2 separate regions of the Homo sapiens genome follow, and region 1 is linked to region 2. Evidence: chromatin loops called from intact Hi-C (ENCODE). Cell type or tissue: PC-3. All regions are shown on one strand. Each heading gives the region's core, and the rest is flanking DNA. Links, peaks and the distances in the headings are about the cores only. Region 1 overlaps FTO (FTO alpha-ketoglutarate dependent dioxygenase). Region 2 overlaps FTO (FTO alpha-ketoglutarate dependent dioxygenase).

The links. Peaks named below come from ENCODE experiments on the same cell type or tissue, not always from the same donor. Only the 100,000 strongest peaks of a DNase experiment are listed, where the experiment ranks them.
Region 1: a loop joins it to region 2, with 2.0 times the contacts of the local background. A loop is called at or near these places in 3 of 110 quality-filtered maps.

The regions. Positions count from the first base shown.
Region 1 is chr16:53,857,256-53,868,164 of GRCh38, reverse strand. All of the region lies in intron 4 of FTO (FTO alpha-ketoglutarate dependent dioxygenase), which reads right to left. Among named protein-coding and RNA genes, the nearest start is that of FTO, 160 kb to the right of the region's middle. In PC-3, for the core only: no CTCF peak of the experiment used is centred there; no DNase peak of the experiment used is centred there; H3K27ac peaks cover 882 bases.
Region 2 is chr16:53,798,141-53,815,226 of GRCh38, reverse strand. It overlaps FTO (FTO alpha-ketoglutarate dependent dioxygenase), which reads right to left. Exons shown (of 9, transcript NM_001080432.3): 2 at 5,010-5,087. Among named protein-coding and RNA genes, the nearest start is that of FTO, 100 kb to the right of the region's middle. In PC-3, for the core only: no CTCF peak of the experiment used is centred there; a DNase peak (open chromatin) is centred at 5,756; H3K4me3 peaks cover 254 bases; H3K27ac peaks cover 883 bases.

The DNA.
Region 1 (10,909 bases), core at 1-8,000, 55 kb before region 2:
ACACACATTAAAAAATAAGAGATTATCAGAATAGATAAAAAACAAGGCATATGCTATCTACAAGAAACTCAATTCAAATACAAAGAAACACACAGATTAAACTTAAAGAAACAAAGAAGACAGATATACTATGCTAACATTAATCTAAAGAAAGCTGGAGTGCCTATATTAATTTCAGACAGAGCAGATTTCAGAGCAAAGATAAATTATCACAGAGAAAAAGGGGTAGTACATAATGATAAAGTGGTAAATTCTCCCAGAAGATATAACAGTATGCACCTAATAGTAGAGCATCAAAATGTATAAGGCAAAAACTGATAGAACTGCAAGGAAAAACAGACAAATCCACTACTATAACTGGAGATGTCAACATCCCTCTATCAGAAAACGACAGATACAGCAGGCAGAAAATCATTAAGGACATAGTTGAACTGAGCAATACCATCAGTCAATTGAATATAACTGACATACATAGACTATTTCATTCAACAACAGCAGAATACACACTAGTATCAAGCTCACATGGAGCATTCCCCAAAACAGACCACATTCTGGGCGATAAAACACGTATTACCAAATTTAAGAGAATGTTATCATTACTTTCACTTACAAATAAGCATACATAGGTACACACAAACACACACACACACACACACACACACACACACACATATGTGGCGTACATAATTGAATACATTGTTGTTATTATTGTGAATAAATTGTTATCTCTTCTATCAATTAAGGGTAAGAAAAATAATGGTTTTTATTTTACCTTCACTTATTCCATCTCAAAATCTCTTCCTTTCTTTATGTAGATCTGAGTTTCTGATCTATATCATTCTTCTTCTGACAAATTTCCTGCAATACACGTCTACTAGCAACAAATTCCCTGAATTTTTATTTGTCTGAAACATTTTTTTAAAAAATATTTGACCTCAGTCCAGAATGGAATTAAACTAGAAAATAATAACAGAAAGATAGTTGGAAAATTCCCAAATACTTGGAGATAGAACAATATACTTCTAATAATCTGTGGGTCAAAAAAATCTTAAAAAAAAGGAACTAAATGAAAGTGAAAACACAACTTACCAAAATTTGTTGGAAGCAACATTAGCACTGCTTAGAGGAGAATTTATAGCATTAAATGCCACAAATGTATAGCATTAATATAGCATTCTGCTTATATTAGAAGAAGAAAGATCTAAAATCAATAAGCTAAGCTTCTACTTTGTGAAATTAAAGAAAAAGAACAAATTAATCCAAAGCAGAAGAAAAGAAACAATAAAAGTTAATGCACCTCGATGAGATAAAAAACAGAAAACTAATAAAGAAACTTAATGAAAGCAAAAGTTGGTTCTTTTAAAAGATCAATAAAATTGATAAACCTCTAGGCAGACTAAGAAAAAAGAGACAAGAAACATATTACTAATGTCAGAAATGAAAGAGATGACATCACTACAGATCCCATGGACATTAAAAGGATAATTTTAAAATGATGTCAATAGTTATTTACCCAAAAATCTGAAAACCTATAAAAAATGAACCAATTCCTTGAGAAATAAAATCTGCCAAAACTCTTACAAGAAGAAATGAATAATATGAATAGGCCTATCTCTATTAAAGAAATTGAATCAATAATTAACATGTTTCCAAAGCGCCAGGCCCAAATATGTTCACTGTTGAGTTCTACCAAACATTTAAGGAAGAAATTATACTAATTCTTAACATTCTTTACTAGAAGGTAACACAGGGAATACTTCCAAACTCATTCTTTGCGGCCAGCATTGCCCAGACAGACCTTACAAAAAGGAAAACTAAAGACCAGTATTCTCTCATAAGCATAGATGCAAAAATCCACATCAAAATATTAGCAAATTGAATGTAACAATGTATAAAAAGAATTACACCACGACCAAGTGAGATTTATCACAGGTATAAAAAACTGATTCAACATACAAAAATCAACTAATATAATCTATCACACCAACAAGCTACAAAGAAAAAAAATATGATCATACCAATAGGTACAGAAAAACATTTGACAAAATGTGATACCCATTCATGATAAAAAATTCTCAGTAAACTAGAAATAGAGAAGAACTTCCTCAACATATAAAGAATGTGTAAGGAAACCTGCAGCAAATATCATACTTAGCGGTATGAAACTAGAAACTTTTCTGCTCAGAGTAAGAAAAAGACAAGGATGTCTCCTCTCAACATTCCTTTTCAGTATCATATTGGAAGACCTGGCTGACACAGTAAGACAGGAAAAGAAAACAAAAGGTATACAAATAGAGAAGGAAACAATTAGAGTATGTTTGTTCACAGATTATATTATTGTCTGTGTAGCAAATTCAAAAGAATCAATAATCTAATCTGACTGGCAGTTTCATAGGAAAGAGGAAGAACTAAAGGGGAAACAAGAATGGCAGCAGAAGGCCAGTCAGGAAGCTGTTGCAGTAAGTCATGCAGGAGTTAACAGTGACTTGAACTACAGAGACAGGGGAGGAGACGATAAGCAGACAACAGATTCAGAATGTTCTAGGAAAAGACAATAGGACATGCTAATGAACTGGATGAGTCAAGTCAGGAAAAAATAAACTCAAGAACAACTCTTGGGGTTTTCACAGCAACAACTGACTGAAGGTGAATAAGTCACAAAACCTTAGGACATTGCAAAATAATAACTACAAAATGCAATTAGAGGTGAGGATGAAAACATCAGTGATACATTTGGAGTTTTAAATCCAAATATAAACACAACAATATAGAGGATAAAAAGCAGAAGTGTGGCTGTAAGGCCTAATGAGGAAGGCTAAGTGGCCATTCTCTCTTCCCGTTTGCCATCTCTGAGGACATTCCTGAGCAGTTTTGGTTGATCCTGACTATGTTGCCTAAAGGAGGTTTCAGAGTCAAGCAAAATAATAAAAAGTGGAGTTTGAAGGGGGCTTCCCAGGATAAATTCCCATAAAAGACTGGGACAATGTCTAGGAAATACATAAATGCCAGTCTCATCTACCCAAATAAAAGCCTTATTACTCCTATGCTATTAATACTGGGACCCACAGTCATAATTAGGGGAAAAATCACCACCTTAATGAGTAGGTTTGTTAAGTGCTTTTGTTCCACTGAGGGGAACACTGAGTCACCTAGTGACTCAGGCCAAATGGCAAACACAACACTAGAAGGTATACTTTGAGGCTTCCACCTTCATTTAAATCCTTGGCAACTCTCTAATCAAACAATTCTTTTGAAATTGCTTCCAACTGTATCTAATCCTTTATGACTTTAAAAAAAGAAACTTGTAATTTTCATTTAAGAGCTTCTAATTTATCGAAAACTCCATCTATAAAAGCGACACAAGCTTCATGGATTGTGCATCTCAAAGGATATACTTAAGACCCTCCCAGCTTTAAAAGATTATTCCTAATAATTTTTAGAAAAAATAAATTAAAGAATGTCTATTTACCACAGCTATCTCAGAATACAGCTGAAACTTGACTGACACTGTATCCAACTGGAGTAAGAGTTTGTAGATGATGTGACAACACACACACAAAAAGAAAAGACGCTCTCACTCTTTGCTGGCTGAATGCTGCGTGCCCTGGCAGTGGAGAAGAGAGCTCTGGACATTCACTGTAGCATGAAATCTCATTTCATATATAAAAGACCACAGAAGCAATGCTATAATTTATGCTAGGGTAACCAATTCATGTTCACGACTTTCCTGGTTTTAATACTGAAAGTCCTGCATCCTGAGATCCCCTTGCCCACAGACTTTTCGAAAAGGACAGTTGGTCACCCTAAATTTACCCCAGCCCTTACTTCCTTGGGTTTGCTGTCACGTACATTACCAGGGCCATTTCACCCAAATTTCTTAGAGAAACAATCATGACTTTTGCTAAAGGCACTCTTGGGGTAAATAAGCCCAGTACTGAAATCCAGTCTTCCCAGCTTCAAACAATCACTGAAGCTTTTCATTCTTACTTACCTGTCCATTCTCATCTCTCAATCTTAATATTTATGACCTTGTTTTTCCTAGATGTGGGCCACCCATGGCTGAAAACATTTTCAGAATTTGATAGCCAATGAAAGGGGGAGGGGAAGGTTCCTGGCAAGATGCCAGTATAGACACAGGCCCCGTCCCATTCCTAGATTCTCAATGAGACAATCAATGGAACATAAAAATGGATCAAAACCTCTTTTGGCACTATATATTAGAGAAAGGTGCTCAATATGCCAGAAGTGCAAATGATTGCGCTGAATATAGTATAGGTGGAATTAGATTAAAGAAGGGCAAAGAAGGCTGACAGGTGATTGTCTCTCCAAAAGAGCAGCGAGCCTGATAAATATACCAATCAAATCCTGAGCAAAATGCTCACCTCTTAACTCAGAAAGCAAAGAGCAGGAGGGCAAGAGAAGCTTACAGGGCACTCAGAGAGCAAGGCTCTTGCCTCTGTAGCGAGCATTCTATGCACACAACCTGTGATACTCACTGTAGCCAGAATTCTGTGCACATAACCTGTGATACTCACAGACCCCTGGATGTGCTGCTGTTATAAGCCATGACTCTGAGTACCAGGCATTGCAGAAACAAGGAACTGGAGCAATCAGCAATGATAGGAGTGGGCCAAAACCTACCATGGTTTGCTCATACTGCAAGCATCCACATAAAGACAAAAACAAGTTCTTAAGCACACTCCAATTTATAAAATCTCTACATGACTGTGTAAGGACACATCTTCTTCCACCTTCAAGTAAAGGATTTGGCCAGGAATCCATACTAATCTCTCACAGAACCAATCTCAGCTACTTGCCTATCAGCCAGTACTAGTCTACTTTCTATGAGGATAAAGAGGCAAGGAGTAATTGCCAGAACTATGCAAAATTACTACAGTTCAAAGGAATGGAGGCACTTTGATCAAAACTGTCTTTTCTGAAAAAAGTTTACTCGAACTGACATGATAAAATTTTAGAAAATTCTCAGTTTTTCAAGAAGACACTTGATTCAAGAAGGCACTGCATCTGTGAAAATACGGTAAGCAGACATGAAGCTGAAACAGTATGAGATCAGAAAAAACCACTGGCAACTGACTTTTTTAATAGCATTTCTTCATTTAACACGGCAATAGATGGAGTGAACAGCAGAAAACATGCTGCAGAAAAACCAAATTACTGAGCTGGATGAGTGAACTCAAGAGATTCTCCTATAACTCAGGGAAAATACAAGAAATGAGTGATGGAAAACCTTAGACATGAGGAACAGATCCTGGAGATCCAAATGTACTTAACAGGAATCACAGAATGGAAGTAAAATACAGGCTGGGCATGGTGGCTCACACCGGTAATCCCAGCACTTTGGGAGTCCAAGGCAGATGGATTACTTAAGGCCAGTCAGGAGTTCAAGATCAGCCCTGCCAACATGGTGAAACACTGTCTCTACTAAAAATACAAAAAAAAAATTAGCTGGGTGTGGTGGCAGGCGCCTGTAATCCCAACTACTCGGGAGGCAGAGGCAGGAGAATTGCTTGAACCTGGGAGGCAGAGGTTGCAGTGAGCCGAGATCACACCAATGTACTCCAGCCTGGGCGACAGAGAGACTCCATCTTGAAAAAAAAAAAAAAAAGTAAGATACAGAAAGATATAAGAATAATCAAAGAAACACTAGAAGAATGTTTTCCAAGGTTGTGAAAAGACCAGAGTCTGCACTATAAAATGGTTGAGCAAGGACATAAACATATTCTGTTAAAAAATTAAATATAAAATACTACAAATGTCCAAACAGAAAATACAGCTTACCAAAATGAAACCATAATGTAGATCACCTCAGACATCTCCCAACATCAAATATCAGAGGTCACAGAACGATATCCATAGAGTTGTTGGTGGTGGTTTTTTTGTTTGTTTGTTTGTTTTTTGAGATGAAGTCTCACTAATCGCCCAGGCTGGAGTGCAGTGGCACAATCTCAGCTCACTGCAACCTCTGCCTGCTGGGTTCAAGTGATTCTCCTGCCTCAGCCTCCTGAGTAGCTGGGATTACAGGCATGTGCCATCACACCTGGCTAATTGTTGTATTTTCAGTAGATGATGTTTTGCTGTGTTGGCCAGGCTGGTCTTGAAATCCTGACCTCCTGATCTGCCCACCTCGACCTCCCAAAGTGCTGGGATTACACGGATGAGCCACTGCACCCAGCCTCTACAGAGTTTTAAGGGGGAAGTTTGATACTTAAGAATCCTATAGCCAATCAAGCAGATATTCACAAGTGAAAGGATAGGAAGTCACTCTTCTATAATGCAAAGACTCAAAGAATATGCCACGACCACTCCCCTGCCATTAGTCTTCATAAATATTATTAGAAACTACATTTTGGCTGACCAAGAGAACAATCAAGAATTTTTTTTAAATCACAGTACAAAAAGGCTAGCAGTAAGCATAAACGCAGTTAAATAATTTCAAATATTGTTATTTAATTTAATGCAACTATTGCGATTAAGACTTAAATGGAAAGATGTTTCACCTAAAATAAATATTAAAAATCTAAATACAAAATTGAAAATTGGGTATAAGAAAATATCTGGGAAGTGGGCAGAAGGGTTAAAGCAATAAAGTTAAAGGCAGAAGGGATAAAGTAAATGTTAAGAAAAACACTAACACCTCAACAGAAAAATGAGCAAAATACGATCAGCCAATGAATAACAGAAAGAAGAATGGCCAACAAAAATACAAAGTGTTCAACCTCATGAATAAATAAATGACATTTAAAATAATAGCATATTTTCACCCATCAAATCGGCAAAAATATTTGTAAATTGGAACACTTAGCACTGTATACAGTAGGGTAAAGGAGGTTGGTGGAAGTAACTGATGATCACATTTCATACATTGCAGGTAGGAATGAAAATGAAAATCTCTCTAAGTAACAGTCTGACAACAGAGTATGTACTGTGTAAATGTCCACACCATAATACCTCACCAAGGCATTCAACTTCTAGCAATTTTTCCTATGGAAATAAAGATATATGTACAAAGATGTTCACTGTAGCAATATATATAATATCAAAAAACTTGAATAACCAAAGTAGAAGATTATTTTGTGATTTAAAACATTTTCTGAACTTTACTGAAGTATAATTGACAAACATTTTATATATCTACAATGTAAAATGTAACGTTTTAATATACATATACATTGTGAAATGACTTCTAAAACCAATCTAATTAATATACCCATGACCTCACAGTAAACGTGTGTGTGTGTGTGTGTGTGTGTGTGTGTGTGTGTTAAAAACATTTAAGATCTACTCTCTTAGCTAATTTCACATATGTAATACAGTATTAATAAATATAATTACTGATATTGTTTGGATCTGTGTCCCCACAAAATCTGATGTCATACTGTAATCCCCAGTGTTGGAGATGAGTTCTGGTGGGAGGTGATTGGATCATGGCGGTTTCTCATGAATGGTTTAGCACCATCCTCTCAGTGCTGTTCTCATGACAGTGAGTTCTCACAAGATCAGGTGGTTTAAAAGTGTGTGGCACATCCCCCCTCACTCTCTCTTCCTCCTGCTCCGGGCATGTGAAGGGCTGGCTCCCCCTTTTTGCTTTCCAACATAATTTTATGAGGCCTCCCTAGAAGCCAAGCAGATGCCAGCGTCCTACTTCCTGAACAGCCTGGGGAACTGTGAACCAATGAAACTTCTTTATAAATTACCCAGTCTCAGGTATTTCTTCACAGCAATGTGACAGACTAATACAGTTACTATGCTGTACATTAGGTCTCTAGAGCTTATTCATTCTGCATAAACAAAACTTGGTACCTTTTGACCAACATCTACCCAACATCCCTCAAACCCTTGGAAACCACATTCAACTCTGTGCATTTATGAGTATAACATTGTTAGATTCCACATATAAGTAAGATCATGTGGTATTTGTCTTTCTGTGCCTTGCTTATTTCACTTAGCATAACATATTCCACACTGTCACACATGACACGATTTCCTTCTTTTTTAAGACTGAGTAATATTTCATTATGTGTGGATATGTGTGGGTATGTGTGTGTAGATATAGATATAGATATACCTACTGCATTTTCTTTATTCAATCATCTGTTAACAGATATTTAGGTTGTTTCTAAATCATGGCTTTTGTGAATAATGCAGCAATGAACATGGGAATGAAGATATCTCTTTGAGATACTGATTTCATTTCCTTTGGATATGTATACCAAAGTAGAATCGCTGGGTCATATGAAAGTTCTATTTTTAACTGTTTGAGAAACCTCCATGCAGTTTTCCACAATGGCTATACCAATTTACACTCCCACCAATGGTGTACAAGGGTTCCCTTCTCTCCACATCCTCACCAACACTTGTTATCTATTGTCTATTGTATAATAGTTATTGTAACAAGTGTGAAGTAATATCTCATTGTGGTTTTGATTTAGATTTCACTGATGACTAGATGTTGAGCACATTTTCATATACATGTTGAGCATTCATATGTCTCCTTTTCAGAAATGTCTATTCAAGTCCTTTGCTCGTTTTTAGGTCAGGTTACTTGTTAACCTGCTATTGAGTTTTATGAGTTATATATGATATATATATAAATATCATTAAAATATATTTAATATACAGTGATATATATTTATATGATATATAAATCATATAATGAAATATATATATCATTGATATGATATATAGTGATATATATTTTTATACTACACACAGCATGTAGAACCTTGCACATACTAGAAACTTACCACATATTTGGAGAGAACATCCTTTTTCTCTCCCCAGGTATTAGCCAGAAACCATAGCTATCCTTCTTAATTGCTAATGGAAAATTGGATATGAGATAGGATGTGTAAAGAAGGAGGTCAGAAGACATAGAAACAGAAATTGGAGGTTGAAGTGGCTTCTTCTGTTTCATTCATTAACTTTGAGAGATTCTGGTCTTCACAGTTTAGTGGAACTGTGGGCAGAAGTGATGGGCTCTGCACATACAAAGGGGAAAATGGAGAAAACCATTTAATTATCTTTTCTGTCAATCTAACCTCTCTCCCTTCTCATCTTTCCTTTTCCCCAACTCGCTATACTCTGCAGTCTCCTGGGAAGAGTTACAACTTGGAAGAATAAAGGAGAAAGGTAGCCCTGGCTAAAGTGGATTAAAGATCTTTTTGCTTATTTAGAAAGCAAAAATCGGCCAGGCAAGGTGGCTCATGCCTGTAATCCCAGCACTTTGGGAGGCCGAGGTGGGCGGATCATGAGGTCAAGAGATCGAGACTATCCTGGCCAACATGGTGAAACCCCGTCTCTAGTAAAAATACAAAAATCAGCTGGGCGTGGTGGCACGAGCCTATAGTCCCAGCCGCTCAGGAGATTGAGGCAGGAGAATCATTTGAACCCAGGAGGCGGAGGTTGCAGTGAGCCGAGATCCCACCACTGCCCTCCAGCCTGGGTGACAGATCAAGACCCCGTCTCACAAAAAGGAAAAAAAAAGAAAAGAAAGCAAAGCAAAAATCAATTATTAACCTCAAGAATCTATTCTCTTCAAAACCCATCAACAAACTGAGCATTCCATAAAAGTTAATTCTAAAAAAAGGGGAGAAGGAGAGGGGAAGTTATGTACCTTGAGATTATCTTTATCTCTATACTTGTTTTGTTGAAAGACTTTTCACTTCCATGGAAAAATTTTATTTTGGGGAAGATTTACAAAACTAGCCAAAGCTCTTACCAATTTCACTGATCACTGTTTACTGTCCTATTTATTTGGTGAATGAATACCTCTTTCCTGAGAATCTCTTTATTGAACATTTCCGTTTGAAGCTTTAAAACATAAGGATACTTATTTTTAAAGTTTGTATTGCTTAATTTAAAAGTAATAATATATCATCCAGTCAAAGAAGGCATCAGTTTAAGATGGATTCCAATTTCAGAGATGTTAAATATGAAGAAAAAATGTCTACCTTGGAACTGATGAATTAGGGTACATGCTCATTGTAGAGAATTTGCAAACTATAGAAAAGTGTAAAGAAGAGAAAATATTATTTATAATTATTTGGTCTAATTCCTTCTAGTTTTTTTTTATACTTAGTAATATGTTTATCCTTTGTTTATATAAAATTAATATCATGTTGTACAAACATTTTGCATCTTTTTTCCCTGATACTTTTATATTTTGAGCATTGTTTTCTTATCACTAAACAGTTCTTGAAAATAATTGTTAAAAACTGGTTTAAAAATTAATCCCTTACTTTCAAGCAAGATGTCAGAATAGCACTTGTCTCCTTGTAGAAACATCAATTTGAATAACTATCCATGCACAGAATACCTTTATAAGAGCAAAGGAATCCAGGTTAAAGATTACATTGCCTGGATGGAGCACAGAAATAAGAAAAGACACATTGATGAGTAGGAAGAACAGTTTCAAATTACCTACGTCACCTCTCCCTGAAGCCTGAGCAGCACAGTGTCAAGAGGGATACCCTTTGTGTGGGGGAAGGAGAATGAAGTGAGTACCCAACTTCTCTGTAAACCAAGCAGAGGTCCACCCCAGTGAACCCCAGTGATAGGGTGGCCTCCAAAGACGAAGGCTCCAAGCCTACTCTAGCACCAGGTATGCCCTTGTGGACTCAGGCTCCAGGTCAGCCCTCGAAGCCCCAGAATCCAGGACTTCCTATATATATATAGAAAGAGAGAGAGAGAGAGAGAGAGAGAGACCAGGTTCTCAAAAAGCTTAGTAGTAGTAGGTGACATAAGTAGGTGACATAAGCAGCTAGAAGCCCTTATCCTAAGTGAATTCACGCAGGAAAAGAAAACCAAATACTGCACGTTCTCTCTTATAAGTGGGAGCTAAACACTGAGTAAACATGGACACAAAGAAAGGAACAACAGACACTAGGGC
Region 2 (17,086 bases), core at 1,607-9,606:
TGTAAGTGACATCCTGTCACGCTTTGCTCCAAGCCTTCTCATGCCTCCTCATCTCAGAGTAACCGCCAATGCTCTTCTTACAGAACTTACAGACTATAAGTTCTCGTATAACCGGGCCTCTCTCTCTCTCTCTCTCTCTCTCTGACCGTCTCCCCTGCTCTCACCAGCTGTCTCCCTCTGCTCCAGGTATGTTGGCCTCGGGTGCTTTTCCTGTCAAGTATACCTGAGGCTTTGCTGTTCTGTAGGCCCAGAACATTCTTCCAACAAGTATCTACATGGCTTGCTCCTACATCACCTGCCCCACAAGAAATAAGCTCAAAGAAGACACGAATCTCTTGTCAGTTTTCACAACTTCATTTCTAATGCCTAAAACAGTACCTGGCACAGAGTCGGGGAGTGAAATCCATTTGTTTAATGGAGTAAGTAACTTAATGAATATGAATCATGTTGAGTTAGATGTAGCTGGAAGACTTTCAGGTAGAGCCACTCCGTAGGCAGTTGGAAGTGGAGAGCTGGAGGTCACAGGGAGAGCTGGGATGGGGACAGAGGTCTGGAACCTTTGAGACAAGAGCAGAGTTATCTCAGAAGGATGAAGAGACACAAGGGAAGAGAGAAGCAGTATAGGACTTAAGAGTGGAGACCCAAAAGCCAACAGCCCAGACTTAAATCCTAGTCCCAACATATCCTGCACATAAGTCTTAAACAAATTTTTGAACCTCTCTGTCCCTCGGTTTCCTCATCTCTAAAATAGGGTTTTAGTAACACCTGTCTCAGAAGCATATAGCAAGATTTCAGTGAGCTCACACGTGTAATGCACTTAAAGTAGCAGCAGAACAACCTGGCACACAGCTAGCACACAATCAGTGACAGCAAGGGGGTTACTGAGGATGGTCTCATTTTCTTTGGATAAAAGGGGCTGCATTCATATTTCTGGAAGTCAGAGTTTGTTTTCTGACTATGTAATTCCTCGTTTCCTTGTGTTCCATGATGAGCTAACAGAAGTTCTCTCTGCTTTTCTGCTTTGACCCTTGGTGGTTTGGTTTTGCTTTTCTCTACGGTCCTATTAAAAGAAACTGCAAAACTTCTCTGAAGGTGTTTTGAATTGGAGCATGGTAGACCAAGAGGTGGACAATACAGCAGAAAGAGCATGGGCCTTCAGAGTCAGACAAATATGGGCTGAACTCCAGCTCTCCCACTCAGATAACTAACTTAGTCTCTCCTGATTTCCTCCTTTTTTAATCTTGTTATGAGAGGCAGGCTGAACTCCAATTCCTGGGCTCAAATGATCCTCCCACCTCAGCCTCCCAAGTAGGTGGAACTTACAGTTGTGCCTGGTTCCTCTCTTGATTTCTAAAACAGAAATACCTACCTCAAGTACCTCAAGCCTGAAGAAAAGTAGTTGCTGAATACAATGAATGAGGCTGTTGTGGGGATTGCATGTGAGAGCATGCATAAAACATGTAGCACAAAGCCTAGCACACTGTAAGGATCAATCGACAGACCCAAAATGGAAGCTGAACAGACTCCTGTGTTTATGACTGGCAGCTGGATTGGCATTCCTGTGGTGAGGGCCTGTTTAAGGGACCCAGTGTCAGGTCTGAACTTTCTATTTACTCATGTCATTAAAAAGTATTTTCACTTCATCTTTTAAGAGAAGAGGTTTACTTTTACTAAGGTTTTATTGAAGTACTAAGCCTTCCTAGAAGGTGTACTTTGGCCAGGCGCAGTGGCTCACACCTCTAATCCCAGCACTTTGGGAGGCCGAGGCAGGTGGATAATGTGAGGTCAGGAGTTTGAGACCAGCCTGGCCAACATGGTGAAACCCCATCTCTACTAAACTTACAAAAATTAGGCAGGCATGGTGGCAGGTGCCTGTAATCCCAGCTACTCAGGAGGCTGAGGCAGGAGAATCGCTTGAATCTGGGAGGCAGAGGTTGCAGTGAGCTGATATTGCACCACTGCACTCCAGCCTGGGCAACAGAGTGAGATGCTGTCTCAAAAAAAAAAAAAGAAAAGAAAAACAGCAAGGTGCACTTAGAGTGATTAGATATTAGTATCAGGGTTTGTTGCGGGCCTTGGAAAGATAACAGAGAAGTCTTGATAGTTGTTCTGTTTGCATTTGGGTTTCCTTTTATCCCTCAGTGGATGGCTGGTTCAGAGCACAGTGGGCTGATAACCTTTTGTATCTCATTCTTCCTGTACCATTTTCACACGACAAAAGCTGAAATGGCTTGGCAGTTGCTTTGTGACAATGCATGTAATCATGCACCAGAAGGCTTATAGCTATGAAAATTTAGTAAGCATTTCAGAACTAATTGCATTTTTGTGGGTTTACCTGTCTTAAGGGTACTTTTAAAAATTATTTTTTCCCTGATTGCAAAAGAATATACCTTCACTGCAGATAATCTGGAAAACTGGGAAAGTTCAAAAGAGAACACCCACCCTATCACTATGCAGTATGACATTTCTGTACACATCTGTCAAATCTTTCCAGATGCCAAATCCCTGGGGAAGTGTGTACGTGTGTAGAAGCAAAATTCAAATCATACTAAACTCATTATTATTATATATAACTGGTTTTCCAAATTAACTATTGGGTGCATGCATTGAAGCAAACTCATTCAGCACCTGATAGGTACCCGGCACTGAACGAAGTACAGAGGATAAGGGAAGCCAGCACACACAAAAATTCATTACAATTAAGTGAGATTAATGCCAGATGTGATGGCTCATGCCTGTAATCCTAGCACTTTGGGACGCCAAATCACTTGAGGTCAGGAGTTCGAGACCAGCCTGGCCAACATGGTGAAACCATGTCTCTACTAAAAATATAAAAATTAGCCAGATGCACTTGCTTGAACCCAGGAGGCAGAGGGTGCAGTGAGCTCAGATCGCGCCACTGCACTCCAGCCTGCACACAACACAGCTAGACTCTATCTCAAAAAAAAAAAAAAATTAAGTGAGATTAAGTGCTGATAAAGGTATAGATAAAGTATGAGAGGAAGCAGAGACAACTCTCTGGTTGTAGAGGTGTCAGGGAAGCTTCCTACAGGAGATGACATATGAGCTGTTACTAACAGGTAACACAGAAGTTCACCAAGGAAACAAGAGACAGGCTGGGCATGGTGGGTCATGCCTGTAACCCCAGCACTTTGTGAGCCCAAGGTGTGTGGATCGCTTGAGCTCAGGAGTTCAAGACCAGTCTGGGCAGCATGGTGAAACCCTGTCTCTACAAAAATACAAAAAATTAGCCAGGCGTGGTGGCACATGCCAGTGGTCTCAGCTACTTGGGAGGCTGAGGTGGGAGAATCGCATGGGCCCAGGGGGCAGAGGTTGCAGTGAATCCAGATTACACCACTGCATTCCAGTCTGGGTGACAGAGTGAGATCCTCTGTCAAAAAATAAAAAAAAAGAAGAGACAGATAAAGAGAAGGAGGTACGTCAGCAGAGGACGTAGCAAGAAGGCCCCAAAGATGAAACTCATAGCAAATTTAAAGTACTGCAAAAATCCAGTGTGGATAAAAGGTGTAAGAGCAGGGGAGATGAGGCTGAAAATGTAGGAGCCAGTCAATGATGTGGGATTTGAAGCAGAGGGTTGCCATGCTCAGATTTACATCTTGGTTAGAAAATACTATAGCTTCAAGGATGAAGGGGGGCAAAGAGGAAAACTAGACAGACCTATAAGAGGACTGACAGTGAAGAGGAAAGATGGTGCAGATCAAATGGGAATGGAGATAAGAGACAGTGGCCTAGAAATAATATTGAGCTAGAAGTCACAGAAATCATATTGACCTGGATTCTAGATGGGTAAAGTCCTTCCTTCCTCTCTTCCTTCCTTGGTTACTGATGGTCAGCTATGTACATGCAGGTGCTAGAGATACAAAGATGCTGTGACCTAATTCCTATTCTGATTTTCACGGCAACCCTCTGCTTCAAGACTTCACATTGTAGTAGGAAAAAAGAGGTGAAAATTTATTATTTTTACATGCCCAGAGGGCCTACTCTTCCTTCTTTGGAAACAGGACTCTGATTTTCCTTTGGGAGAGCCACCCATGTCTAACTCACATAGTGCATACAGTTTGGTGGGAGTACTCTCACTCCAACCCCACTCCAAGAGTAGGTGCATGAACTAGGCTGGGCAAACAGGAGCATTTGACTCTCCTGAACATGATGACTAGTTCAGTAATAAGCACATGACTCCAACCAGGCCAACAGGATTACTTCCTGGATAATTTGATGGAACCAGGGAAAAAGAACTCACTAACTTTTTCTAAGATCCCAGATGCCAAAGGCCACATACCCCTTGGGCTGTCAGAGTCCTGCTATGCTCTCAGATGAGAGCCTATTGAGCATGAGATCACACTGAGGAAAGCTAAGCCAAGAAAAATAGGAAAAAACAGTGATCGGGTGACATCTTTTGTAAAGTTGGATTTAGCCATGTACTCCTAGACTTCTAAGGCAAGTCAATAAATTCCCCTTATTTTTTGCCACTGTGAGTTTGATTTGGGTTTTTGTCATTTGTAATTGAAACAGTGGTGTCTAATTCAGAGACAGAGACACGGAATTCTGTAATTGCAATACCATGTGCTAGGTGGTATAGAGTTATTTACCGGGAGTGCAATCAACTTGACTTGTAGGTAGGGTAAGCTGGGAAAATGTTCACAAAGGAGGTGATGTTTAACTGAACTCTTGAAGAATTAGCCATCTGCAACAGGATAAGGAGCAAAAGGAAGGAGGAGGAGCTAGGCAGAAGAAACAGCATGAGCAGAGGCAAGGAAGTGTGGAATGTCCGAGGAAATAAAAACAGTCACTATGCTAAAGCATTAAATTCACAGCAAAAAGCCGATTCTGAAGAAATGTACATGCTCTGTAGGCCATGAGAAGTCATGGGTGATCTAATTTGACCTTTTCACCTGTCATTTAACCTCTCTAGCCCAGCTTCCTCATAGGTAAAATAAGGTTGATCAGAACACATCACTGAAACTGATAAAAATATTAAAATACCTTACCTGCTGATAGAATTCATCATCTTTGGGGGTCAGATAAGGGAGCCAAGTGTCTTCAAGCTCTTCAAGAAGCCTCAGTTTCTGTTTGAAAATAATAATTACATATAAGTGAATATGCAATAACCCAAAGTAAGACACTCTCTTATTTTTCCAATAAGAGAATACAAACAAATTTTAGCCAACTTTGAATTTATAATCTTTTAGAGATAGAAATTAGTCAAATCTCAATTATAAAATATATTAATTAAATTACATACATCTTTTTTTTTCTTTTCTTTTAGAGACAGAGTCTCGCTCTGTCACCTTGGCTGGAATACAGTGGTGTGATCACAACTCACTATAACATCAAACTCCTGGGCTCAAGTGATCCTCCCATCTCATCCTCCCAAGTAGCTGGGACTACAGCGGTGCCACCATGCTTGGATAATTGTCTTTATTTTTAGTAGGGACAAGGTCTCGCTATGTTGCCCAGGCTGGTCTCAAACTTCTGGCCTCAAGCAATCCTCCCACCTTGGCCTCCTACAGTGCTGGGATTACAGGCATGAGTCATGGCACCCAGTCAATTACATATATACTAAATTACACACGGTATGAAGCATAAATTTAGAAATAATTTTATTCACTCTCACATTTCATGAGACAATTTGATTCACTCTTCACATGTATTGTTGACAACCGGGTCTTTTTCATCACTAGAGTCAGCTTACAACTCATCCAACACAGTTTTCCAGAGCAAACGCCTGTCTGTATAATCTGCTTGAGACATAGTAGCTTGTAAATCCTTTTATGGTACTATCACTGGAAATACCAAACCAAGCCACAAGTATCCATTTGCATAATGTCAGCATATGTGGAAGAGTTATTCATCTTGTAAACATTTATTTGAGATCATATCCACTTACGGTATTGCTTTTTTAGAGTGATCTATCATCTCTACAATAATTAATAAATCTGTGTTAAACATCTTTGTTTCTTCTCTTTTCCAATTCCATGAAGCAGCCTTTTTAAGCACTCAAAGCCAGCATTGTCTGAGGCTGTTTCAAGAGACTATGTTTTCCCCAAACAGTACTGTGCTATTCAAACAAAGTAACTGAAAGACGATCTCATATTATAAAGTATCTTATAAGAAATCAGATACATATAGGGCACCTCCGTCCTTCTGAGGGATATTTTTCAAAGAATATCTGACCTTACATTCAAGAATATATGGAGTTTTCGTGTGTACGTGGCATATAAAAGGCATAAATGTGCATATACACTCACAGACACATATACACATAGACAGGTACATACAACAGACATTATCTGTAAGAAAGAAAGCAAAAACAGCAGAAACAACTGGGTTTCAAATAAAAATGCAATTAAATGCATCACCAAAGCTACTGTCAGCCAGTAAGTCACATTTATAAAAATTAGATAACGGTACACTTTGCTCTGGGCCGATATAGTCCCACTCAATAAGAATATAGCTTGGTAAACACAAACTGGATTTCAGGCTCCACCTGCTCCAATGCCCAATGTCTTTATAAAGTGCACAACCTACTTAACCAGATGTGGCAGCCCTGCATACTACCCTCTCCCACCCCAAATAGCAGCCTTCTCTCACAAACCCATCACAATCAGAGTAGTCAGAGGAAACTTCCTTTTGGGTAAAACACAAATTCTTTCTGGACCTTTTTTGTATCATTACCTAAAAGTGAGGAAAGAGAAAGGGAATAGAAGTATAGCAACCAATTGACCCTGAGAGACACAAAACCAAATTCTACTCTTAGGCATAATTCTATTATATTTATTTAGTCAAAGCCTTTGTTTTGACTATAGGTGTTTTCTCATTTACAACGAAAAGGTTGACTTACCAGTTAAACAAAGAAATTTTTTTTTTTTTTGGAGACAGGGTTTCATTCTGTCCCACAGGCTGAAGTGTAGTGGCCCAATCACAGCTCACTGCAGCCTTGACTTCCTGGGCTCAGATGATTCTCCCAACTCAGCCTCGCAAGTAGCTGGGACTAAAGGTGCAATGCCACCATGCCTGGCTAGTTTTGTTTTACTTTTTTTGTAGAGATGAGGCCTCAGTATGTTCCCCAGGCTGGTCTCAAACCCCTGGGCTCAAATGATCTGCCCGCCTTGGCCTCAAATGATCTGCCCGCCTTGGCCTCCCAAAGTGCTGGGATTACAGAAGTGAGCTACCATACCTGGCCTAAATTATGATACTTTTATAGTTATAATACTAATGTAACACACACCATTACAGATAATCGACAAACCAGTTTGGATAATTCACTATTGGTTAATTGATTTATCTATTTTTCAGTATTAACTATTATTTGGGCCATAGAAAGAACCAATGATATTTCCATGCCATACTTGTACATTTCTCCACTCCATCATAAATTTAATCAAAATCTATACCTCAATTTTTACTTCAAGCTCAGAAAAGCCTCCATTTTCCTATGAATATTTTATCAATTCTTAGTCTTTTTTATAGACACAAAGTGCCAGAATATTTATAAATGCCAAAAAAGGTAAGCCTTGAATAATTCAAACACACATTTCTCAAACCTTGAAATGTCTCCACCTTGCAAACACCACCTTAAGATCTCTTCATGAGAGTCCATCAGTAAAGCTAATCTACATATAAAGAGGAGCACAAAAGCATGGATTCCCAAAAGTAATTACATACTCCACCTAAATCAGATGAAACAGCAACAGACCTGTCCCATAGGTCGACAAGTGCCAATGTAGGCTGAACCTCTGCTTATAATTAATGCTTCAGCTAAATTCTTGTAACAACCACCACTTCTCAGTTCATTTCGGAACTGAGCATCAGACAGGTATAAAACATTGTAACTTATAAGGCTGTATCAAAAGGATAAAATTTGACAAGATTTTTCCTACTCTAGAGCAAGCAGCATATAATTGATCTTCCACTAGGAATTTTCATTTTAATCCTGTGAGTACTGTTGTATCTACATGACAGCAGAGAATGGGGACCAGAAAATCATCCAGCTTAAGACCCTACAGATAAAAATCTGCTCTGAACACCAACACTCAGTACTTGCAATTTTACGAAGTAACTGACAAGATCAAGTATTAAATAACAATATTTACAAACATAAAGAGAAGTTTTGGTCATGCTTACATCGGTGAAATCAATCAGATATCAATAGTAAATTGGTAGCTCATAAACATCAAAATTAAAAATTCTTAACTGCTTTATAAAAAAACAAATATTAAGATTGCTTTATGAAAAGCGAGGTCACTATGGGCAAGACTAAGAGAAACAGGCCCTTTCATTCTCTGCTGTCAGGAGGGCAAAACAAAACCATACTTAGAGAGGGTAACCAGTCAACTCCTTTCAAAATTCAAATGCATTTCCCATGTGAGCCAGTGATCCTACTTCTGATTTATCCTTCTAATACACTTGTACCATGTTCAGAAGAATATATGCATGAGGATACTCATTACATCATTACTTGTAGAAAAAAAGCTTGGAATCACACTAAAAACCACTGAACTGTACACTTTAAAATGGTGAATTTTATGATATGGAAATTATTATCTCAATAAAACAATAAGATTAGAAACAATGCAAATCTCCAGCCACAGGGGACAGTGGAATAAACTACAGGACATCCACATGATGAAGTATAAAGCAACAGTAAACAAAAACAAGGACGCTCTCTGTTTATGAACTAAAAAGCTCTCCAGAAGATATTGGGAAGTAAAAAGCAAGGCACAAAACTCTGCTTGTATTTGCATACAGAAACACAAAGGATAAATGACAGACTATTAAAGTGATTATCTGTCAATAGAGGTGGGAAATGACTAGAAAGGAGCAAGGCAGAGCCAAGACTACTCAAAATATTCCATTTTATATTGTTTTGATTTTTGCACTATGTAAACGTCTTACCTATTACCAATTCAAACATCTAACCTACTAATTCCTCACATGAAATTCAGTATAAAGATGAAGACAACATGATTTTTGGCATTGTTTTAGAAAGTGCCTTCTTTTGTCCATGTACAATGAAGTATTTATTTGGAAAACTATTGCAGACTAGCACACTAAAGAGGAGAGGAAAAAAACAGCTCTGACAATTTTCTTTGTGTCAAATGCCAACCACAGTAAAAACACACAACATTAAAATGCGCTCTGGAGCACAGGTAGAAGGAGCTCACGTTTGACTGTCAGATCTGGCTAACTGCTGCTCCTCAGCCTGATGTACAGATAAATCCACACAGCTGGGCCCTGCAGCACACTGCTCTGCTCACACACTTCTTTGCTGTCACACTTGTGTCAAATACATCAAGCTGCTCACAAATGCCACACGGAGAGCCAGAGAGAGCGTGAAGCCTCAGCTCTCCTACCTGGCAGGAGGGGCAGATGAAGACCCCTGCACACAGGCTACCACCCATTTCCACAGCTCTAGCAAAGTAAAAGAGGACAAAAGACCTATGTGAAACACACCACAGCCAGTTGCAGTGGCTCACACCTGTAATCCCAGCACTTTGGGAGGTGGAGGCAGGACGATCACCTGAGCTCAGGAGTTCGAGACCAGCTTGGGGAAAATGGTAAAAACCCGTCTCTACGAAAAAATACAAAAACTAGCCAGGCGTGGTGGTGTGCACTTGCAGTCCCAGCAACTCAGGAGGCTGAGGTAGGAGGATCCACTTGAGCCTGGGAGGCAGAGGTTGCAGTGAGCCGAGATCACGCCACTGCACTCCAGCCTGTGTGACAGAATAAGACTCTCTGTCTCAAAAAAAAAAAAAAAAAAAACCACAACTCAAACTCATAAGGGTTTAAAGTTAGATATCAGAAACTACACCAGCCCTAAGCCTCTGCTTTACTGTGAAAAAGTTAAGCTGTATCTGAGCTTGTATATCTTGTCACATAGAGATATGGTTTGAGAGTCTTACAGTAATTACATAAAAAGATTAAGTGGATTATGACTCATCATGTAAGGGTGTATCTCACCTACAAATGAAGTGTATTTTTCATCCCACTCCTGACTCTTCAGCCGTGTCAAGATTATGCTGCTAATGACACTTATTCTTTATCCATTTATCATTTTCCACATAATACTTCTTCAACTATGCATCCTATTGTGTCAGGTTCAGTAAAAATTTAATTTTGTTACCTGAGTCTTTTCAAAATACAGTGATGAATAATGGCTAATGAATGTTCATTGTGAAAATAACTGCATGATCTTATGAGGGTTTTAAGTGGGAAAATGACCTAGTCCTTAAGCAGGGTGCTTGGTGGGCAAGGAAGACATATCTAAACTAACACTAGAAAGATCATTAAGAGCCAGGCGCGGTGGCTCACACCTGTAAGCCCAGCACTATGGGAGGCCAAGGAAGACGGATCACTTGAGGCCAGGAGTTCAAGACCAGCCTGGCCATCAAAGGGAACCCCGTCTCTACCAAAAATACAAAAATTAGCCGGCCATGGTGGCGCACACCTGTAATTCCAGCTTCTAGGGTGGCTGAGGCAAGAGAATCGCTTGAACCTGGCAGATGGAGGTTGCAGTGAGTCACCGCTGCATGGTGACACAGCATGGTTCTTTCTCAAAAAAAAAAAAAAAAAAGATCAATAAGAAGTAGCTAAACCAAAAAAGTGTAAATATTTCACATATACCATATTTGCTTTAGATAAGAAGAAAAAAAGTATTTCAACCATTTCAACAAATTTAGCATTCCTTGTCCTACGAAAAACTTCCCTCTCCATGAAAATATGGCACAGTAAAAGTAAACTGGATTTGGAGGCGAAAGTAGAATTTTGAATGGAGACTCTTTCACTTCCTCGATGCGGTACCACATCGGAAGCAAACTCGCTCATTCTCAATTTCCTCATCTGTAAGGACACTGTTTCATAGAGTTGTGATGATAAAATAAAATTATTCATACATATTAGTGCCTTTTGCAAACTATAAACTATGCAGATATTAGGCAAATAGCATTCAAACAGTGAGGCAGGGGTCTGTATAACAAAGCAAACTCCTTTGTTATGTGTGTATAGCCTAAGGAGCCAAACTCTTGAATTCCAATGCCAGTTCTACCAGTCTAGGTGCATGATTTGCAACTAGTTTCTTATCTCCCTGTGAGATGTAAATGATATTAATACATAAAGCTCTAAGAACAGTGTCTGGCACATAAACAGCCCCTCAATACATTTTGGCAACCATTCGTTGTTGTTATTTACTCATGTCTGGAAAGGACAGTTTTATTTCCTAGTTATAAATTACTTATACAGGAATCTATGTGTACCACATCAAATTATACTTTAGGCCACAGATTAATGCCACTGGATTAATAAGAATCCAGATATTAATTAGCCTCAGTGATCTACAGGAGAAATGTATAAAAACTTCCCATAAAAGTTTACATATATAAAATGTGTCAATTAACTATGTTGTGGTGATCACCTACTTTTTAATATGACAAAATTGCATAATTTTAGAACATATAAAGAAACTAAGGCCCATCCAGAGCTATGAAGTGACTGGCAAGAGACTATACTGCTGCTTATGAAAGAATCACAACTCACATTCTTAGTTCCCAGGTACAAGGCCACACCCACTACACCACACCATCCCTGAGGCAAGAGAAATCATCTCTCTTAAGAATTGTTTAATTTTTAACTGAAAAACAACATACACAACATTTTTTTAAAAGTTTTTAATTAAAATCAATCCTACTTATAAATTTTTAAAACCAATACTTACAGCCACTGCTCTTGGACCCTCAAGTCCTGGCTGCTTTGGTAGCTCCACAAGGCTTTCAAAAGAGATCTTTTTAATTAATACTTAGCAAGTCTTGTTCTGTTTCCAATAATGGGAGCCAACACTACAACATACAAAAAAATCTAGCCTGGATAGAAAATGTCATAATTTAGAAAACATCAGGAAGAACACTCAGAAGGACTTCACCTCAGCAGTGGTGCGATAGCCCTAGACTCAATGTCACACTGTTCCTTTCTAATTAAATGCAACACCTGAAAAGATTCAACTGTTTCCAAGTAACATAAATGAGTTACTTAAAGGAACAGCAAGCACAAAATCCAGCACTTAAATGTTAAAAATTTACAATGTTTGTCATCCAATCAAAAGCAACAAGGCATGGAAGTTTCTAAGAGAATACTACAAGGCAAGACAATATGACTGATAATGAAGAGAAAAATCAACTAATTGAAACTGGTGCAAAAACAGAACAGATGATGAAATGAGTAGACAAGTACACTGAAACAGTAAGTATAGCTATAGTTCACAAGTTCAAAAAGTTGAGAAAAGATTGAGCATGGTAAGTAGAGAAACAGAAATAACGTTAAATCAAGCTTCTAGAGTAAATCCACAATATCTGAGAGGCAAGATACACTGGATAATAATAATTCAACACAAATTAGTTATAATAGAAGAAAAGAATAATGAACCTGAAGACACAGCAAGGCAAATTATCCAAAATGAAATACAGAGAGGAAAAAGACAGGAGAAAAAGGTTAACAGAGCATCAGTGAGCTATGGGATGATTTTAAGCAGATTAATACATGTAATTGGAGTTACCAAAGGAAAGGAGAGAGATTGGAAGACAGAAAAAGAAGTGGCCAAATATTTTCCAAATTTGATGAAAACCATCAATCCACAGATTTAAGATGTTCAAAGGACTTCAATCACAAAAATCAAGAGGAAATAACACTAAAACGCAACATAATCGAATTACTTAAATCCAGTGAAAAAGATAAAGTCTTAAAAGCAGTCAGACAAAAGAAAATACAGTTGGCCCTCCATATATATGGGTTTCCCATTTATGGATTCAAACAATGTCAGATAAAAAATATTGCTGAAAAAAAAAATGGATGGTTGCAGCTATACCAAACATGTGCAGACTTTTTTCTTATCATTATTCCCTAAACAATGAAATATAACAACTATTTATATAGCATTTATATTGTATTAGGTACTATAAGTAATCTAAAGATGATTTAAAGTACATAGGAAGATGTGCATAGGTTATATGCAAATGCGACATGCCATTTTATATAAGTGACTTGAGAATCCATGAATTTTTATATTTGCAGGGGTCCTGGAACCAATCCCCCACAGATAGCAAGAGATGAAGGTACTATGTACCCAAAAAAACTATAAAAATAAAACCAAATAAGACTGCGTGTGGTGGCTCACACCTGTAATCCCAGCACTTTGGGAGGCCGAGGTGGGCGGGTGGATAACTTGAGGCCAGGAGTTCAAGACCAGCCTGGCCAACATGGCGAAACCTCGTCTATACTAAAAATACAAAAATTAGCTGGGTGTGGTGGCGCACACCTGTAATCCCAGCTACTGGGGAGGCTGAGGCACAATAATCACTTGAACCTGGGAGGTGGAGGTTGCAGTGAGCCGAGTTCACACCACTGCACTCCAGCCTGGGTGACTGAGTCAGACTCTGTTTCAAAAAAAGAAAAAAAAGAATAACACCAAATAGCTCATTGTAAAAAAAAAAAAAATGGTTGCCGGAAGACAGAAGACAGTGGGGAAATGCTATAATGTATTTCAACAATAAAGGAGAAATAAATATTTTTTCAGACACACAAAAGCAGAAAGAATTCAACACCAGCAGATCTTCAAGATAAGAACTGATAATGGAAGATCTTCAGGTGGAAAGAAAAGGACAATAGATAAAAATCTGAATACTTAAGAGAATGAAGAGTATCAGAAATGGTAACTATATGGGAAATATAAAAGACTTCTCACTAAGTCTTTATAAAAGATAATTGACTAAAGCAAAAACAAGAGTAGTACATTCTGGGATTCATAACATATGTAGAAATAAAATGTATGATAGCAACATCACAATGGCCAAAGAGATATGAAAAGTATATTGTGGTAAAAATTTTTATGCTACATGTGAAGCACAGTAATACTTCAAGAAAGATTCCGATACGATAAAGATGGATACCAGAAACCCTAAAACCAACATAAAAAAAAAACCAAAAAATTACAAGTAATAAGCCAACAAAAGAGATAAAATGGAATTATAAAAAAATCCAAAAAAGGCAGAAATCAAGAAAAAAAGGGATCAAAGAATAGACAAAAGTGGTAGAATTAAATCCAACCATAGAAACAATCACAATAACTGTAAATGATCTAAATAACCCAATTAAAGGGGAGAAACTGTCAAATTGGATTTTTTTAAAAGCAGTATGCAACCATAGGTTGCCTATAAAAAATATTCTTCAAATGTAAAGAAACAAATTGATTTAAAGTAAAAGGATGGACAAGACATTGTGAAATTGTATTTAATGCCACATAAGTGTATACTTTAAAATGGTTAAAATGATAAATTATATGTTATGTACATTCTACTGCAATAAAAAAAGATTTGTAAAGAAGTAAAAAGTTGGAAAAAAATTTACCCAGTAATACTAATTAAAAGAAAGTTGAAGTGGCTATATTGATATCAGACAAAATGGAATTCAGAACAAAAAATATTACAAGAGAAAAAGTCATTTCATAATGATAAAGGAGTCAAATCATCAAGAACATAAAAATCTTAAACATATATACACCTAATAACAGGTCTTCAAACATGCAGCAAAAACTGAAAGAACAAAAAGAAATAGGTAATTCCATAATTAATAGTCTAAGATTTCAATATCCTTGTCTTAATAACTGGTAGAACAAGTAGACAAAAGCACCATAAGAGATTTGAACAACACCATCAACCAGCTTGAACTAACTGACATGTAGATAGCACTCCACCAAACAACAGCAAAATAGACATTTGTTTCAAATACACATACAATATTTGCTAAGACAGACCATCTCTGGGTCTCAATACATTTATAAGGATTGAAATCATAAAAAATATATTCTGTGATAAAATGGAGTTAAACTTAAAATAATAACAGATATACATCTAGAAAATCCCCAAATATTTGAAAACTAAATAATTGATTCCTAAATAATACATGAGTCAAAGAAGAAAACAATCGAGAAATGAGAAAGTATTTTAAGTTGAACAAAAATGAAAATACAAATTTCAAAATTTGTAGGATGCACCTAAACTAGTAAACTGAGGGAAATTTATGGCACTGAATGCCTATAATAAAAAAGAAAAATGGTCACAAATCAATTACCTTAGCTTCCACTTGGAGAAACTCGAAAAAGAAGAACAAATACAATACACAGGAGAAAATAATAAAAGACCACAACAGAAATCAATGAAATAGAAAACAGAAAAGTTAAAAAAAAATGAAGCCAAAAGCTAGTTCTTTGAGAAAAGAAAATTTAAAATCCCTAGCCAGAATGATTTAAAAATACACACAGAAGTTTCAACATACCAATTAAAAGGATAATAAGGGGATGTTATAAACTTTATGCTAATAAATTCTAGAACTTAGATAAAATAGACAAATTCCTTGAAAGACACAAATTACCTAGGTTCACTCAAGAAGAGGTTAGCCTAGGCTAAACCGGGCATGTACCAGGAACGCTGCCATTTCAGCAAAGTGAGGAGACTTGCCCAGAGAGTGAAAAGACCTCGGCTAAGTAGGAGATGTAGCTCAGAGGATGAGGACTCTGGAGCCCTGAGACTCCATACTTTTGTGTTATCCCTCTACTACAGGATGAGAATGAGATGTCATCCACAAACAACCCCACACTGGGCCAAGAACAGACACAGTCCCCACTTCCTCTCCCTGAGTTTGCCTCATTCATTCATCCATTCACCAAACATTTACTCCTGACCCACTATATGCCAGGGATATGCTTGGAACAAAATGGTGATCAAGACATAGGCCTTGCTCTCAAAGAAAAAAAAGAAAAAGAAAAGGATAGCCCCTTTTTAGTAGACATAGATAGTCCTATATCTATTAATGAAATTGAATTTGTATTTCAAAAACTTCCCACAAACAAAACTCCAAATCCAAAGCCTTCACTGATAAAGTCTACAAAGCATTTAAGAAAGAAATAATAATAATTCTACATAAATTAATCCAGAAAATTAATGGCTTTCAATCCCAAAGGCAAGCAGAAATATTACAAGAAAACTACAGACCAATATCCCTCATGCATATAAATGTAAAAAGTATTAACAAAATGTTAGCAGACTGAATCCAACAACACATAAAAAGGACAATATATAATAACCAAGTGTTACCCCCAGAACGCCAGGTTGGTTTAACATTCAAAAATCTACATAAATCCATCATATTATCAGGCTAAGAAAGAAAAACTAGAGGGTCACCTGAATAGATGTAAGAGCATTAGACAATACCCAACAATGACCCTGATAAACACACTCGGTAAACTACGGAATTTCTTCATCTTAATAAAGGAATCAATGAAACCCTACCTAGTGGTAAAAGAGTGAATGATTTTACCCTAAAATGAGGAAAAAAGCCAAGGATGTTTCCCATCACCCCCTCTATGCCAGATTGTACTGAAGGTTCTAGCCCGTGCAACAAGGCAAGAAAAAGAAGTGAAAAGTATCCGGATTGAGAATAAATTTTTAAAAGGTAAAAATGTCATTATTTAAATACGACATAAGCATCTATGTAGAAAATTCTACAGAATTTGCAAAACAGCTATTAGAGCTAATAAATAAGTTTAGCTACACTGCAATATCAATATACAAAAATTATTTTTATATGCTAGCAACCAACAATCTGAAATTGAAGTTTTTTTAAATACCATGTACCTTAACAAAAATTATAAAGTACTCAGAGATAAACTGGACAAAAGGTTTTCCACACTTATACAAAGAAAATTTAAAAAACACTACCGAAATTAAACAAAGAGATATGCCATGTTAGTGGACTGGAAGACTCGATAAAATATTTCACTGTCCCCAAATTGATGCAATCTCAAACTAAGATCCCTGCAGGTTTTTTTTGTAAAAATTGACATTCTATTTCTAAAATTCACTTAGAAACGCAAAGACTTAAAGTGACAAAACATCTTTGAAAAAGTAAAATAAAGTTGAAGGACTTCACTACCTAACTTCAAGACTTAGTATAAAACTACAGAAATCAAGACAGTGCTGTATTGATATAATACTAAACAAACAGATAAATGGAACAAAATAGA